Regions from separate parts of the Homo sapiens genome. Here region 2 is linked to region 1. Evidence: chromatin loops called from intact Hi-C (ENCODE). Cell type or tissue: GM12878. All regions are shown on one strand. Each heading gives the region's core, and the rest is flanking DNA. Links, peaks and the distances in the headings are about the cores only. Region 1 has its middle 110 kb from the start of LINC00621. Region 2 holds the start of LINC00621 (long intergenic non-protein coding RNA 621).

What was found. Peaks named below come from ENCODE experiments on the same cell type or tissue, not always from the same donor. Only the 100,000 strongest peaks of a DNase experiment are listed, where the experiment ranks them.
Region 2: it touches region 1 in a loop (4-fold over the local background); 1 of 110 quality-filtered maps calls a loop at or near these places.

Annotation. Positions count from the first base shown.
Region 1 is chr13:22,798,717-22,804,108 of GRCh38, forward strand. It overlaps the pseudogene LOC124903254 and the pseudogene RPL7AP73. Among named protein-coding and RNA genes, the nearest start is that of LINC00621, 110 kb to the right of the region's middle. In GM12878, for the core only: a CTCF peak has its summit at 2,868 (motif pointing right); a DNase peak (open chromatin) is centred at 2,517.
Region 2 is chr13:22,913,112-22,918,503 of GRCh38, forward strand. It overlaps LINC00621 (long intergenic non-protein coding RNA 621), which reads right to left and starts at 3,258. Exons shown (of 3, transcript NR_138043.1): 1 at 2,607-3,258. It also overlaps the pseudogene NUS1P2. RefSeq lists an enhancer at 2,065-2,978. In GM12878, for the core only: no CTCF peak of the experiment used is centred there; a DNase peak (open chromatin) is centred at 2,491; H3K4me3 peaks cover 869 bases.

The DNA of each region.
Region 1 (5,392 bases), core at 340-5,339:
AAGCTAGAAAATACCAGAATAACATCTTCCAAGTTCTAAAAGGAACTGCTATAAATCCAGAGATTTGTATTCAGTTAAACTCTCATTGAAGAACAACAGAGAAATAAATAGTTTTCAGACAAACTGCAAAAAATGTCATGAGGACATGTCATGAAATGAACTTCTGAAGGATGTATTCCAGAAAGAACAAAATCACACCGAGAAAAATTACACAAATTTCAAAACTGAAAGTAAGCAAGATTCTGGGAAACAGGAAGGTCAATCTCGACAAACACAATTTTCATCAAAAGAGAAGAATGTCCAAGAAAAGGTGACTAAAAAAGTAAGTGCAATGGGAAAAAGATCTGAACAGACACCTCCCCAAAGAAGATAGACTGATGGCAAACAGGCATAAACCCATGAAAAGATGCTCAACATCATGTGTTATTAGGGAATTGTAAATTAACACAACAATGAGATACCACAACACACATACTACAATAACTAAAATCCAAAATACTGACAACACCAAATGCTGGTGAAGGTGTGGAACAACAGGAACTCTCATTCATTGCTGGTGGGAATGCAAAATGGTTCGGTTCCCTTTTATTTGACATGGATACCACCATGAACACCTGAATGCTACCTGTGGTAGCACTGAAGCCTTCGTGCCGTATGTTTTTTCCTGTACAGCAACGGGCAGGTAGCATATACAGTATAGATCCACCACACAAAGGGATGATCACATTGCAAACAGAATGGAGTAGGGTGACATGAGGAACAAGATGTTTAAGGGATAGATAAAGAGATAGATAAGTAGATACAAATATAGACTGTGAAATGATTGTCAAGCTAATTAACACTTCATCTACTTTTTTTTTTGTAGTAAGAACATTTAAAATCTATTCTTTTAGATTTCTCAAAGAACTTAAAACAGAGCTACCATTCAATCCAGGATTCCCACTACTGGGTATATATCCAAAAGAAAATAAATTGTTCTACCCAAAAGACACAGGCTCTCATATGTTCATCACAGACATGTTCATTGCAGCACTATTCACAATAGCAAAATCATGGAATCAACCTAGGTGTCCATCGAGGGTGGATTTAATAAAGAAAATGTGGTACAAATACACCATGGAATACTACACAGCCACAAAAAAGAATGAAATCATGTTTTTTGCAGCAACATAGATGCAGCTGGAGGGCACTATCCTAAGCTGATTAAGGTAGGAACAGAAAAGCAAGTACCACACGTTCTTACTTAGAGGTGGAAGCTAAACATTTGGTACTGGCAGATGTAAAGTGTTCAGCAATGGACACTGGAGGCTGCTGCTGGTGGAGGAGGCAAAAGAGGGGAAGAGTTGAATAATTAACTGTTGGGTACTATGCTCACTACCTGGGTGACAGGATCAATAATACCCCAAACCTTAATATCACACAATATGCCCATATAACAAACCTGCACATGTACCCCTGAATCTAAAATAAAAGTTGAAATTATTAAAACATCTTCTCTTTAAGCAATTTTGAAATATGCAAACATTATTATTAACTATAGTCACCAGGATGTGCAATACATCACTGAAACTTAACCTTCCTGTTCAACTTAAACTTTATATCATTTGGCTGACATCTCTTTTTTCCCCATCCACAACCTCCCCTACTCCAGCCCCTGGTAATCACCATTCTACTCTGATTCTATGAGTTCAACGGTTTTAGATTCCACATATAAATGAGACCATGTGGTATCTGTCTGTCTTTGGCTGGCTTATTTCACTTACCATAATGGTTTCCAGTTTCATTCATGTTGTTGCAAATGACAAAATTACCTTCTTTTTAAAGTCTGAATACCATTGCATTGTGTGTACCACATTTTCTTTACCCATTCATCCAATAATGGACACTTTTTTTCCTATCTTGGCTATTGTGCTATGAACATGGCAGTACAAATATTTCTTTGACATACTAATTTCAATTTCTTTGGATATATACCCAGCAGTGAGATTGCTGGATCATATGGTGGTTCTATTTTTAATTTTTTGAGGAACTGCCACACTGTTTTCCATAATGACTGTACTAATTTAAATTCCCACTGACAGTGTACTTTGGTTCTTTTCTCCATATACTTGGCAACACTTGCTATGTTTTGTCTTTTTGACAATAGCCAATCTAACAAGTATGAGGTGTGAGTTAATATCTCACAGTGGGTTTTATCTGCAGCTGCCTGATGATTCACGATGGGCATTTTTTCATATATCTGTTGGCTATTTGTGTGTCTTCTTTTGAGAAATGTCTGTTCATGTCCTTTGCCCCTTTTTTGATCAAGTTGTGTTTTTGCTATTGAGTTGTTTGAGCTCCTGAAATTCTTTTATGAGCTTAAAATTTGTATGGTTGGGCATGGGGGCTGTGGAGCTAGGATTGCTTTGCAATCATCTGTCCAATGTTCTCATGCTTTTCCTAGATGTGTTCCTCATTGAGTAACCAGCCACGCACACACCATTTCCCTCCCAGATGATGACCAAATTCAGGAATGGCCGTAGCCCCAGCTTCCGCATTTTAGTTCCCAATGGTTTCACTTCCTCAGCTTCTGCCCATGGATGCCCTGCCTCCTAATATTTACACACGTCATAGGGCACAGAAGTATGGACAGAAGTCTAGCTCTAATTCCAAGATAGAACTGGATTTCCCATACATTCTCAGTTTATACATGTATGCTGGACTCTAATAATGAGGTTATGCTTAACGAAATACAACCAAATTACAGGCAAATACTGTTGAATGAAAGAGTCTTTTAAAATCATTATTTATAGCATGTCTTACCTCTGGAAGTTAGCTGGTCTTTTTTCTGTTTTTTCAAGCAGATACAAAGATGTTGCCACCAGAGAGCACCATGGTACTGCCTTAATCTTTATATGTCACTTTTTCATTAATCCCTCATTTCAGGGGTGACAAATAATAGCGACGATAATTTAAGCCAAATTTGGAAAATTCTTTCATTCTATTTCTGAATTTAAAAATCAATTATGAAAACATTTTAAAATTGTGTTTTTAAACATCCTAACATAAAAATTTTTAAACAGTTTTGCTAAAAATTGATTCTGGTGATTCAATGTTAATTATGTTTTACATAGGTAAGTTCATATGCCATCTATTTGCTGATTCTCATGAGATGTTTGTGCTAATAATTTGTGGGTTTTGTTACTTTAAGTTAGGTTTAGTGTAAAAGTCTAGGTTCATCCTATTTATGAATCTTGAGAATTGCTGATGTGTCTTTGAATATTGTTTCAGAATTATGCCATTCTTTTACTGAATACACATTTATGCCTATCTTTCCCCTTTCCTCATCTGCGACTCAGTAAATAATATCTAAGGGTACCTTCAGATCTAATTGTCTATTATTTTACACCAACATCTTCAGAATGCACTAGCCAGAAAATACTGCTTCAGTGATACAAAACATGAACAATGTCTGTGTGAGTGAAATTGGACTGTGCAATTATGTTCTCTTTTATAACCCTGATGATGTTTCTAAAATAAAGCTTGTATGCTCAGACTCCCCAAAGGAGTAAACATACTAGAGTTTCTTCATCCTTTGAATGATCATAATTAGATAAAATAGGCACCAGTGTTTCCATTGTGTGATATATGCTTCATACTCCATTTTCTGAAGTGCCTGACAATACAAAATTGTGTCTGTATGATCAAACTTTGTGTTTGGTCAAGTATGGTATTACCAGTGTGCTTATCAAGCTTAATCAGAAGGCATTACCTGAATAACGTTTTATGATATGTAAAAAATACAGTCTCATATGATAAATATAAGCTACCCCTCAAGACATACAAAATAATTCACTGCTAGTTTTGAAAGCTATGACTTCAAATTAAAATGTGTAGAAAATACTCCTTATTACAGCTCTTCCTGTACTGGCTCTAAAGAAATAATCCAATAATCTATTGATTATTTTCCTCATAGACATTCCTTTAACAATGTAAAGCTTCTGTATTTGGGTTTTGTTTCTGGTAGGGGGAGCAAAATTGTGAAAGGGACACAAGAAAATGTCAATAGTTTATATGAAAGAAATGCAAATTTTATGATTTAAAATAACAGAAGACATGCTATCACGGGGAAGGGGGCATCTGTCACTATAGCTCTAAAATTATATGTCTCTGATGTTCAGTTAAATGGAATATTTGTGCTTCAGGAAACTTTAATTTGGGTTAAACCTGTGGCCATATTATCAATATATATGAGCCTTCCTTATTGGCTTCTGGTGGTGATTAAATGAGAAAGGTAAGGGATAAAGTTCTCTCCAGATTCATTTAAACGACTGTCTCAAAAACTGCTCTCCAGAGCACTACTCCAGGAAGAGATCAGGGCGTTTTCCACAGAAAAAAAACTGATTTGGTGATCAGAAAAGTATAGAAAAGCCCACTTAACATATCTCCTTCCTAAAGATTCACAATGAACATTATTATTTAAGAGCTTTTTGAAGTGCAAATCCATGAGCTTTTTAACCCTGAGCAATTGCTACCAAGCTAACTCTGAAATTTACTGCTTTTAGTCAAAATACACTCTTCAGCTAATGCTTTCTTCCAGCTGGCTGTCTTCTTGCCTGCCCTGTGTCGTAAAATGGGGGTCCCTTACTGCATTATCAAGGGGAAGGCAAGACTGGAATATCTAGTCCACAGGAAGACCTACACCACTGTCACCTTCACACAAGTGAAGTCAGAAGACAAAGGCGCTTTGGCTAAGCTGGTGGAAGCCATCAGGACCAATTACAACGACAGATACTGTGAGATCCGCCGTCACTGAGGCAGCAATGTCCTGGGTCCCAAGTCTGTGGCTCGTATCGCCAAGCTCAAAAAGGCAAAGGCTAAAGAACTTGCCAGTAAACTGGGTTAAATGTACACTGTCGAGTTTTCTGTACATAAAAATAATTAAAATACAAATTTTCCTTCAAAACAAAGCAACAAAAACAAAAAAAAGAGCTTTGAGAAATTCTGGAATAAAGAGACATGATGGAAATTTTTTAATACACTGTTGCCAATCTGTAAGACCATAAAGGCTGGGCACGGTGGCTCAGGACTGTAATCCCAGCACTTTGAGAAGCCGAGGCAGGCAGATCATGAGGTCAGAAGATCAAGACCTTCCTGGCCAACATGGTGAAATCCCGTCTTGACTAAAAATACAAAAATTAGCTGGGCATGGTGGCACGCACCTGTAGTCCCAGCTACTCAGGAGGCTGAGGCAGGAGAATCACTTGAACCCAGGAGGCGAAGGTTGCAGTGAGCCGAGATTGCACCACTGCACTCCAGCCTGGCGACAGAGGGAGACTCCGTGTCAGACACTGGAAGACTCCGTCTCAAAAGAAAAAAAGACGGACGGGCGCTGTGGCTCACGTCTGTAATC
Region 2 (5,392 bases), core at 293-5,292, 110 kb after region 1:
AGATTAATATACACAAATCAAGGGTATTTTTATATAAAACAATCAGAAATTGAAATTTTAAAAATGTTATTTCCAATACCATTAACAAATATAAAATTGTTAGCCATAAACCAAATAAAACATGTGGAAGACTTGTACATTGAAAACTGCAAAACATTGCTGAGAGAAATTAAAGAAGACCTAACTAAATGGAACATGTACCATGTTCATGGACAGGAAGACTTGAAGTTGTTAAGATGTCAATTCTCCCAAGTTGAGTTATAGATCAATTGAATATCAATCAAAATTCCAGAAGGCTTTTAAAAGTGAAAATCAATAATTGAACTTTAAGTTTTATATGGAAAAAATGAAGGACCTAGAATAGTGAAAATAACTTTGCAAAAGAAGAATAAAGTTGGAGGACTTACTTATCTGATTTCAAGGCTAAATATAAAGCTATATTAAAACAGTATGGTATTGCCATACATATAGACAAATAGATCAATGAAACACAATAGAGATTCCAGAAATAGACTCACATATATATGGCCAATAGATTCTTGACAAAGTACAAAGACAATTCAATGGAGAAAGTATTGTCTTTTCAACAAATGATGCTGAATCCCCAAAAAAGTGAACTTTGATTCGTACCTCACAGCATATACAAACTTTAATTCAAAGGAATTCATAGACCTTAAACTATAACATTTTTAGAAGAAAATAGAGCAGAAATCTTTGTGACCTTGGATACAACATAAAAAGCATAATTCATAAGAGAACAAATTGATAATATGCATTTCATCAAAATTAAAAACTTCCACTCTTCAAAATACACTGTTAAGAGAATGAAAAGACATAGATCAAGAGGACGTATTTTTAAATCACGTATCTGTAAAGGACTTCTATGCAGAACATATAAAACCCTTGAACCTCAATAATAAAATGCAAACATGCAATAAAAAGAGGAACGAAAGATTTGAACAGACACTTCACCAACAGAAATATTGATGGCAAACAAGATCAGGAAAAGATGCTTAATATCATTATTCAATAAAGAGATGCAAATTGAAACTACAAGTTGATACCACTACACACCTGCTAGAAGGTGTAAAATTAAACAGACTGATATACCAAGTGATGGCAAGGATGTAGAGAAATTAGAAACCTCCTACACTGCTCATGGGAAGGTAAAAATGGCACAACCACTTTGGAAAACAGTTTGGCAGTTTATTAAATAGCTAAATACACCTACCATATGATCCAGCCATTCCACTCCTAGAGAGAGAAAAGCATATGTCTATATAAAGGTTTGTATGCAAATGTTTATAACAGCTTTATTTGTAATAACCAAAAGCTGGAACCAATCCAAATGTTCATCAACTCCTGAATGCATTAACAAATTGCGTTTACTGATAAAATTGAAGACTCTTCAGCCATAGAAAGAAATGGGTTGTTGATACTGCCAAAAACATGGATGAATCTTAAAATAACTTCGCTGAAGCAAAGAAGCCAGAGCTCACAAAAGTATGAGGACATACACTATGCTTCCAGGTATATAAAATTATAGAAAATGCAAACTAACCTATGATAACTGAAAGTATGTCAGTGGTTGCCTGGGGACAGGCTGAGGGTGGAGAAGTGGAGGGAAGGATTACAAAGGGCACAAGGAGAGACTAGGGTGATGAATATGTTTATTATCTTTTTTTTTTTTTTTCCCCGAGACGGAGTCTTGCTCTGTCACGTAGGCTAGAGTGCAGTGGCGCAATCTCGGCTCACTGCAACCTTTGCCTCCCGGGTTCAAGCGATTCTCCTGCCTCAGCCTCCCGAGTAGCTGGGATTACAGGCGTGTGCCACCACGCCTGGCTAATTTTTGTATTTTTAGTAAAGGCGGGGTTTCACCATGTTGGCCAGGCTGGTCTCCAACTCCTGACCTCATGATCCACCCGCCTTCACCTCCCAAAGTGCTGGGATTACAGGCGTGAGCCACTGAGCCTGGCCGATCTGTTTATTATCTTAACTGTAGTGATGGTTTCACAAGCATAAACACACATCAAATTTTGCACTTTCAATATGCGCGGTTTAGTGTATGTCAATCATCCCTCAATAACACTGTTAAAAAAAGAAACATTAAAATTAAATTGTAAATTATCAAAGAAAAAAACACTAAAAGCACTTTTAAAAAGGCATAACTGTAAAGGGACTCTGATTAGATTGAGAGCAAACTTCACAACTGCAGCAATCACGACCACACACAGTGGAACAGTATATTCCAAGTGCTGATGAAAATAATCATCAAAATGGAATCTACCCTGCTGAACAGTGTTCAAGAGATAGTATAAAATGAATGCTTTTTAAAATTATTTATTTTTAGGGCGGGGCTGCCAAGGGAGGAGGAAGATGGCGGCGGGGGCGAGGTGAGGTGTTGGCAGTGGAAAGGGGTTCGGGCTTAGGGGGCGGGGGGACGCGGAGCGATGCCCGCGCCGGCGCAGGGGCGGATAAAAAGCCGTAGCGCCACGGGAGTGGGCGGGAGGGAGAGGGGGTACCCGAGGGCCACAAGAGTATGACGGGGCTGTAAGAGCTGGTGTGGCGGGTGCTGCCCCCCTGCTCTGTCTGCACCGCAAGCTCACCTCCTGGCTCCGCGTTCGGTTCGGCACTTGGAACTGGATCTGGCGACTGTGCCGGCGCGCCGCCTCTGCCGCGGTCCTAGCGCCGCTCGGCTTCACGCTCCGCAAGTCCCAGGCGTCTGCAGGAACCGCCATCACCACCCGCACCCGCGCCGGGGGTCGTGCCTGCCCGCAGCCCACCACCAGGTGCGCTGGCGCGCGGACGGCCCTTCCCTGGAGAAGCTGCCTGTGCACATGGGCCTGGTGATCACCGAGGTGGAGCAGGAACCCAGCTTCTCGGACATCGAGAGCCTCGTGGTGTGGTGTATGGCCGTGGGCATCTCCTACATTAGCGTCTACGACCACCAAGGTATTTTCAAAAGAAATAATTCCAGATTGATGGATGGAATTTTAAAACAACAGCAAGAACTTCTGGGCCTAGATTGTTCAAAATGCTCACCAGAGTTTGCAAATAGTAATGACAAAGATGATCAAGTTTTAAATTGCCATTTGGCAGTGAAGGTGCTATTGCCGGAAGATGGAAAAGCAGATATTGTGAGAGCCGCTCAGGACTTTTGCCAGTGAGTAGCCCAGAAGCAAAGGAGACCCACAGATGTGGATGTAGATATGTTAGTTTACTCAGTTCAAATGGTTGTCCTGATCCTGATTTAGTACTGAAGTTCGGTCCTGTGGACAGCACACGAGGCTTTCTTCTCTGGCACATCAGATTGACTGAGATTGTCTCTTTGCCTTCCCATGTAAACATCAGTTATGGGGACTTTTTCTCTGCCCTTCGTCATTATGCAGCCTGTGAACAGCGTCTGGGAAAGTGGTGGTCATTGGTTGCATAATTTGATCTGAGGCTTATGGAGGAAAGGACCCAAGTGACTCTGATGTTTAGAAAGCACCTATGAAACCCTGTACACACCTAGTTCATAATCCTCATAATTTATCAACAAACACAAAGAAGTGTCTTACTTGAGAGTGAGTGTGTGCGTGTGTGCGTGCACACATGTGCACGTTTGTATGTGTGGAAATAAACATAAATGGGGACGTGTTGGAGAAGGAAATACATAGACCTACAACTTTGAGCATATAGCAGTGATGTTTTAGGAACTGAAATGTCACACTTAATAAAGTCTTCAGCCCAGCTACTTCCCTGTTTTCGTGGGGAGAAGGGGGCCTGATTAGAACTGTTCTGGTTGTGTTTGGCGGGAGGGGAATAAATTTTGTTCAGTCCTTCTTAGTGACCAAACTTTAATTTTTAGGAATAACATATTGACTTACTGAACTGAAGCATTCTGAGTTGAAAGGAGCCCCAGAGGAAAGGAGTTCTGTGTTGCTCACATGTTAAAAGCTTGCTCACCTTCAGAGCAGAGGGAATACCTATCTTCAGATATCCGCCCATTTTCATCTCTTCATTATAGTCAAACAGTGTGACTTGAGAGTGTTGCTCTGGTGTCTGTATTCTGGCTTATGAAGATTATTTGAAAAAGAACTCTTACTACATTGAAATGCAGACTTTTAAAAATTTAAATATTGGATTAGGCAGTCAAAAAACCAAACAAGCATAAAAGGTCAGTAAGTTGTAATCTTAAAAGTAAAGGTGGAAAACTCATTATAAATGGAAGAAAAGTTTTGATTTCCTTTTTTGTTTGATGGGCAGTATGCCATATTATATCCAAAGTTGGTTTAAAAAATACTTCCATCAACTATTTTTATTTAAAATAAACATTTGAGGGAAGTTACCAAGGCAGCTTTTTTCCTCAAAAGTAACCTGTTCCTCTTTGGAACAGCACATTTTAGGGGCATGGTTAATACCTGAGATTTTTACTCAGTAAACCTGATGGTTACCGTGTGTAAAATATCTTTAAGTAGGATTGAAGGCCTCTGTGGGGAATATAATGTTACCAAAGCCTATAAAAATAAATTTTACATGTTCTTTTTTATGACAGAGAGCAGCACTGGTTCTGTTATTTTTTAAAATGAATAACTGATTTCTTGACAGGTGTTTAGTATTTCTTCCCTCACTGCTGATTCTTGGATAGAAACCATTCTTTGTATTTGATAGACTGTTTTCAGAAAACTCTTATCAACAAGTGTACAATAGTTATCTAAAACTGTACATTTAGAATGGAGCAGTTTAATACTAGATCTCAGAAATTTGAAAAATAGCAAAGAAGAGTGGATTTGGAAAGCATGGTCTACAATTGCTTGTCAATTCTGAAGCTATGAAGAATAAATGTTTCAGCTTTGGATTATGAAACCCCGTTTATGATTTTTAAAACACACTTGAAATAAAAATGATTGAACTAAATTTTGGTCCGGTGACATCATTTTGCACTGCATAGCCCATTATACATTGTAAGTCTTTTTGTTTTAATTTATTACTGAGAGTTTTCTGTGAAGCTACAGCATATCTAATCAGAGAATTTCTGATTTGTTTCCTTATACTGTGATTATGTTATATTAAGGCATTTGTAGTGCAGCTTAAGACTGAATTTATGCTTTTTGTAAACATGATCGGTGTAAATGTCTTATAAACATTCTGGAGTATGTATAACTTTAATGAATGAAATTTAATGGACCTGATTAAAATAAAGGGATTTAATCTTTGTTAAAGTGAAGTTAGTGGAATAAATTACCTACTGGAATATAGTCCAAGTCACTAAAGGTTTAATATTTGCATTTTTGTGCTTTTATTTTCTCCTTCCATTCATAATTATATACTTGAAAGTACATCTGTAGCCTATGACTTGAGTCTCTTGAACTTCTAGGAAGAGGCAAACTACAAACTACTAGGATTCTGA